2 separate regions of the Homo sapiens genome follow, and region 2 is linked to region 1. Evidence: chromatin loops called from intact Hi-C (ENCODE). Cell type or tissue: endothelial cell of umbilical vein. All regions are shown on one strand. Links, peaks and the distances in the headings refer to the core of each region. The heading gives the core; the rest is flanking DNA. Region 1 overlaps PRORP (protein only RNase P catalytic subunit). Region 2 has its middle 5.3 kb from the start of RALGAPA1.

Region 1 (2,923 bases), core at 228-2,727:
TTTTATAATTGAGTAGTATTCCATTGTGTGACTATTTTACAATTTGTACATTTGTTGATGGACATTTAGGTTATTTCCAGTTTGGTGCTGTTATAAATAAAGCTGATTAGAACAGTCTTGAACAAGTCTTTGTGCTTTTGTTATTGTTTCCTAGGGCTGCCCTAACAAATTACCACAAACTGGGTAGCTTCAAATGACAGATATTTACTCTCTCACAATTCTGGAGGCTAGAAATCTGAAATCAAGATGTTGGCAAGGTCATGCTCCTTTTGAAGGATCCAGGGAAGAATCCTTCCTTCTCTTTCCTACCTTCAGAAGCCAGATCCTGGCAATTGATGGTGTTCCTTGGCTTTTAGCTGCATCACTCCATTCTCTGCGTCTGTCTTCATGTGGCCTTTGTGTGTGTGTATCTCTGTGTGCCATCTCTTCCTCTTATAAGGCTACAAGTTATGGGATTTAGAGCCCACCCTAATCTAGCATGACCTTGTCTTATTTCATTTACAAAGACCCTCTTTCTACATTCACATTCTGTGTTTCCTGCTAGACATAAATTTTGAGGTTACACTATTCAACCTACTACAGCTTTTTTTTTCTCTTGGGTAACTCTCTTAGGACTGGAATGGTTTGGTCTTATGGTAGATGTCTTATGGTAGATATGTGTGTGTGTGTGTCGCTTTTTCAGAAACTGCCCAACTGTTTTCCAGAGTGGTTGTACCATTTTACATTTCCACCAGCAGAGTATGAGGGCTATAGTAGCCCCACATCCTGGCTGATGCTTAGTATGGTTAAGGTTAGTCTCTTTACTGTTCTAATAGGTATGAAGTGGTATCTCATTGTGATTTTAATTTAGATTTTCCTAATGACTAATGTTGTTGAGCATCTTTTTATATGCTTAATTGCCATCCATATATCTTTGGTATAATATTTATTTGTTCAGATTTTTTGCCTATTTTAAAAATTGGATTGTTTCATTATTGAGTTGTAAGAACTGTTTCTATATTCTAGATACAAGTCCTAAGTCCAATATATTTTACAAATATTTTCTGTCAGTCTGTGGTTGACTTTCATTTCATAACATGGAGATTCTGATTTAATTGCTTTGGCTTGGTGGGGTCCAGGTATTAGGATTTTCAAAAGCTTCCAGGTGATTTTAAAGTGCAGCTAGAATCAAGGACAATTGCTTCTAATGTGAGATTTTGAGGAAACTTAAAGTATGGCAGCTTCTTTTCTGTTGAATAGTTTTGGGAGAAAAATCTCAGTTATTATATAAGGTAATTTTTTAGCTTTTCTGTTTTAAACATTTGTTTACTGTAATTAGACAACATAGCCAGCAGATGGCAATAATGTAACATATAAAAATTATTCTAGGTATGACCAAGTCCATCAGGTTAAAGGATTTGTTGAACTTTTTAAAATATTAAACTGAAAGATATCTGTCATTTCTGTGTAAGTCAGATTAGTGATAGTAGGTAGAGAAAAGAGTGGTATATGTGAATTTTAAGTGAACAAAGCAGAATTCCAAATAATTTGCATCTACTGATTTAACTACTGACACTAATTGAGTGGGCATCAGTGAAGGTCAAAAAGTGAATTTGGAGCTATGCGCATAGTGTTACTTTAATGTTAATTAGGTTTTTTTCTTATTTTCCTTCCTTCTTTTTCTTTTTTTTTTTGTTTTTGTTTGTTTGTTTTGTTTTGTTTTTTGAGACAAGTTCTTACTATTCACCCAGGCTGGAATACAGTGGCATGATCATAACTCACTGCAGCCTTGAACTCCTGGGCTGAAGTAATCCTCCTGCCTCATCCTCCTGGGTAGCTAGGATTCAGGTGTGTACCATCACATCTGGCTAATTTTTTTATTTTAATTTTTTCTGTAGAGACGGGGTCTCACTATGTTGCCTAGGCTGGTCTTGAACTCCTGGCTTCTAGTGGTCCTCCCACCTTGGCCTCCCAAAGTGCTGAGATTTCAGGTGTGAGCTACTATGCCTAGACATGGTTCTTGATAATAACATTAAATTACAGTCAGATTTTTTATATTCAACTACAAAGATAATAATTCTTTAATATTTTCATTAGAGAAAATTTCAAACATAATCAAAAAGAGACTAACATAATGGACCCCCATCCTCCATGATTATTAACTCATGACCACTTTTTTTTTGACAGGGTCTTGCTCTGTCACCTAAGCTGGAGTGCAGTGGCACAATCACGGCTCACTGCAGCTGAGACCTCCTGGGCTCAAGTGATCCTCCCACCTCAGCCTCATGAGTAGCTGGGACTACAGGCATGTGGCACAACACCTGGGCAATTTTTTTTTTTTAAGACGGAGTGTTGCTGTTGTTGCCCAGGCTGGAGTGCAATGGCACGATTTCGGCTCACTGCAACCTCTGCCTCCTGGGTTCAAACGATTCTCCTGCCTCAGCCTCCTGAGTAGCTGGGATTACAGGTGCCTGCAACCACGCCCAGCTAATTTTTGTATTTTTAGTGGAGACAGGGTTTCACCATGTTGGCCAGGCTGGTCTTGAACTCCTGACCTCAGCTGATCCATCCGCCTCGGCCTCCTAAAGTGCTGGGATTACAGGCGTGAGCCACCGCGCCCAGCCTTAATTTATTATCTTATGTAGAGATGGAGTCTCATTATGTTGCCAAGGCTGGTGTTGAACTCCTGGGCTCAAGCATTCCTCCCACCTCAGCCTCCCAAAGTGCTGGGATAATAAGTGTGAGCCACCACACCTGGAAGCTCATCCTGTAAATTATAAATTCATTGCTTTTTTTTTTTTTTTTTTCCAAGAGATGACGCCTTGCTCTTTTGCCCAAGCTGGGGTGCAATGGTGTGATCATAGCTCACTGCAGCAATGAACTCCTGGGCTGGAGCAATCCTCCCACCTCAACTTCCCAAGTAGCTAGGACTTACAGGTGCATG
Region 2 (2,923 bases), core at 173-2,672, 670 kb after region 1:
GGTATTCTGTATTGTTTAGGGAATAATGACAAGAAAAAAAAAGTCTGTGTGTGTTCAGTACAGATGTAACCATCCATTTTTTTCTGATTCCTAGTTGGTGGAATCCACAGATGCAGCACTCATGGATACAGAGGGCCAACTGCACACATATGTTTACTAGCACATCTATATACACATACCTATAAATATTTCTGTACATAACCATCTGTATCTGTATTAAGCTAAACATGAATTAATACCTATGTGGTGCCTCAACTCTAATCCATTACTAGATGAATCATTCTACCCTTCTCCCTTTACTTATTATAAACTCCCACTCCAACAATAAGATACTTGGTTCCCACCATATACCAAACATTTACTTATTTTATTGCAGTATACATGTATAACAGTATCAGAATTGTTAACCTACTTTCCCATGAGAAACAACTTTATTAACTAGAGTACCGTGCATATGTACATTTTCTTTTGTCTTTAGTCTTACAGATTCCACTCATTCCCAAATAAGTACCTTTTTCTACACCTTCTTTAGTGAGGTTGTTTCATACTTATAATACAGTTTGATTATTTTGTCACATTTTGTGTTCCAGTGGGATCCTCTGATTTCTTTTAATGTGCATACGTTAAGGTTCATTCTACATGCTATAAAATAGTTCTATGAGTATTGGCAAATGCATAGGGTCATGTATCCACAATTACAGTATCATATAGAATAGTTTCTGGCTGGGTGTGGTGGCTCATGCCTGTAATGCCAGCACTTTGGGAGGCCAAGACAGGCAGATCACTTGAGGTCAGGAGTTCAAGACCAGCCTGCCCAACATGGTGAAAACCAGCTACTCAGGAGGCTGAGGCAGGAGAATTGCTTGAACTTGGGAGGTGGAGGTTGCAGTGAGACGAGATCACGCCACTGCACTCCAGCCTGGGTGGCAGAGTGAGACTCCATCTCACTCAAAAAAAATCTATTTTTTATTTAAATTAAAAAAAATTTCCCTTAGACTACTCAGCAGAAAAAAAAATCTATTATTTTTTCTATCACAAAAAATATTTGGTGAGAAAAGTGTTATAGCTTATTTTTTTTTTTTGCAAATTTGCTTATAGTTTGGCTTAATTAAAGACAGCTGGATTCTTATATACACTATTCTCTTTTGGTTGAAGTATATGAAGGTAATCTGGCTTCATATGTATATGTAATTGGTAAAAAGAGTGTTTTAATATGTTTTTTAGATAATTGTTGACACTACAATAAAAGTCAACAAGTGGTAGTTTTTAAAATTTCAACTTTTATTTTAGATTCAGGGGGTACACGTGCAGGTTTGTTACATGGGTACAGTGCATGATGCTGAGGTTTAGGGTACAATTGAATCCATCACACAGGGAGTGAGCATAGTACCCAATAGTTTTTCAACCCTTTCTCTGCTCCCTGCTGCCCCCTTCTGGTAGTCTCCAGTGTCTGGCATAAAGATTATGTCCTTGTGTACCCAACGTCAAGCCCCCAACAAGAGGTAGTTTCTTAAAGATGAGTTGCAGTAAGGAATATGAAAGCCTATCAGTAAGAATTTTGTACTCCTTATATTAAAATCTTGTACTTTGAATAGATCTTTCACCTATACATAATTTTGTAACATTATGCATTCATCAAAATAATTGTTTGCTGACTTATACAGAGCTTTAAAATGCTAACACATTTCATTAAATAACATAAAAAAAAACCTCACATACATCAGAAAGCCTTTAAGTATTGGAAAGTTTTCATACTCACAATGGTTGGTAAAAGTTTTTCAAATTTCTTTTTTTTTTCAGAGACGGAGTCTTGCTCTGTCACCCAGGCTGGAGTGCAGTGGCACGATCTCAGCTCACTGCAAGCTCCACCTCCCAGGTTCACACCATTCTCCTGCTCCAGCCTCCCGAGTAGCTGGGACTACAGGCGCCTGCCACCACGACTGGCTAATTTTTTTTTTTTTGTATTTTTTTTAGTAGAGACGGGATTTCACTGTGTTAGCCAGGGTGGTCTCGATCTCCTGACCTTGTGATCTGCCCGCCTCGGCCTCCCAAAGTGCTGGGATTACAGGCGTGAGCCACCGCGCCCGGCCTCAAATTTCTAATTTTTACTTAGAAGCTTAAATTTTATCCTTGGCAACAAATAATGTCAATTGTTCTTCTAAAAATGACAGGCGCACTCTATTTATTTTTGCAAATATTTCAAATACCCATGTCTGAATTATTGTAGTTTGTTTATCACTTCTTTCATGTAAAAATGCCATTTTCTGAATAAAGTTGCTAGGTCAGTTCACAACTCAATTGCAGAAAATTTTTTTTATAAAGACCACCATTGTACTTTAGTATGCAGCATTAGTCCTTGCCCCTTATAAAGTTCTAAACATTAAGTACACATAGTTTTTGTATTTTCTGTGACAAAATGAGCATATAAAGAGCAACTGCTTCATCAAGGACAGTCTTAAGTGAAACTGGTTTTTCATTTTTACTGTGTGTGATAGTGAAGAATACAATGAATATCAGTACAGTTTGGTATCACTACCTTCATGCTAAGGGACCAGCTATTTCACCCATCATTGCTTTTGCACATCAGTTCCAATGTCAATATGTTTTGTAATATCTTTCTATGCACAATTCCTGGCTCACTGCAGCCTCAACCTCCCAGACTCAAGTGAATCTCCCACCTCAGCCTGCTTAGTAGCTGGTACTATGGGCATGCACTATCATACCTGGCTAATTTTTGTATTTTTTGTAGCGATGGGGTCTCACCATGCTGCCTAGGCTGGTCTTGAGCTCCTGGGTACTCAAGCCATCCACCTGCCTTGGCCTCCCGAAGTGCTGGCTACAGGTGTGAGCTGCCTGACCATATCTTTCTACTGTAATTTCATTGATCATGATTTATGGTGTTCAGTTATCTTTTGACATTTAA

The links. Peaks named below come from ENCODE experiments on the same cell type or tissue, not always from the same donor. Only the 100,000 strongest peaks of a DNase experiment are listed, where the experiment ranks them.
Region 2: it touches region 1 in a loop (9-fold over the local background); 7 of 110 quality-filtered maps call a loop at or near these places.

The regions. Positions count from the first base shown.
Region 1 is chr14:35,139,576-35,142,498 of GRCh38, forward strand. All of the region lies in intron 4 of PRORP (protein only RNase P catalytic subunit), which reads left to right. All of the region lies in intron 4 of PRORP-PSMA6 (PRORP-PSMA6 readthrough), which reads left to right. Among named protein-coding and RNA genes, the nearest start is that of PRORP, 18 kb to the left of the region's middle. In endothelial cell of umbilical vein, for the core only: no CTCF peak of the experiment used is centred there; a DNase peak (open chromatin) is centred at 1,366.
Region 2 is chr14:35,813,165-35,816,087 of GRCh38, forward strand. No RefSeq gene overlaps it. Among named protein-coding and RNA genes, the nearest start is that of RALGAPA1, 5.3 kb to the left of the region's middle. In endothelial cell of umbilical vein, for the core only: a CTCF peak has its summit at 1,433 (motif pointing left); a DNase peak (open chromatin) is centred at 1,427; H3K27me3 peaks cover 145 bases.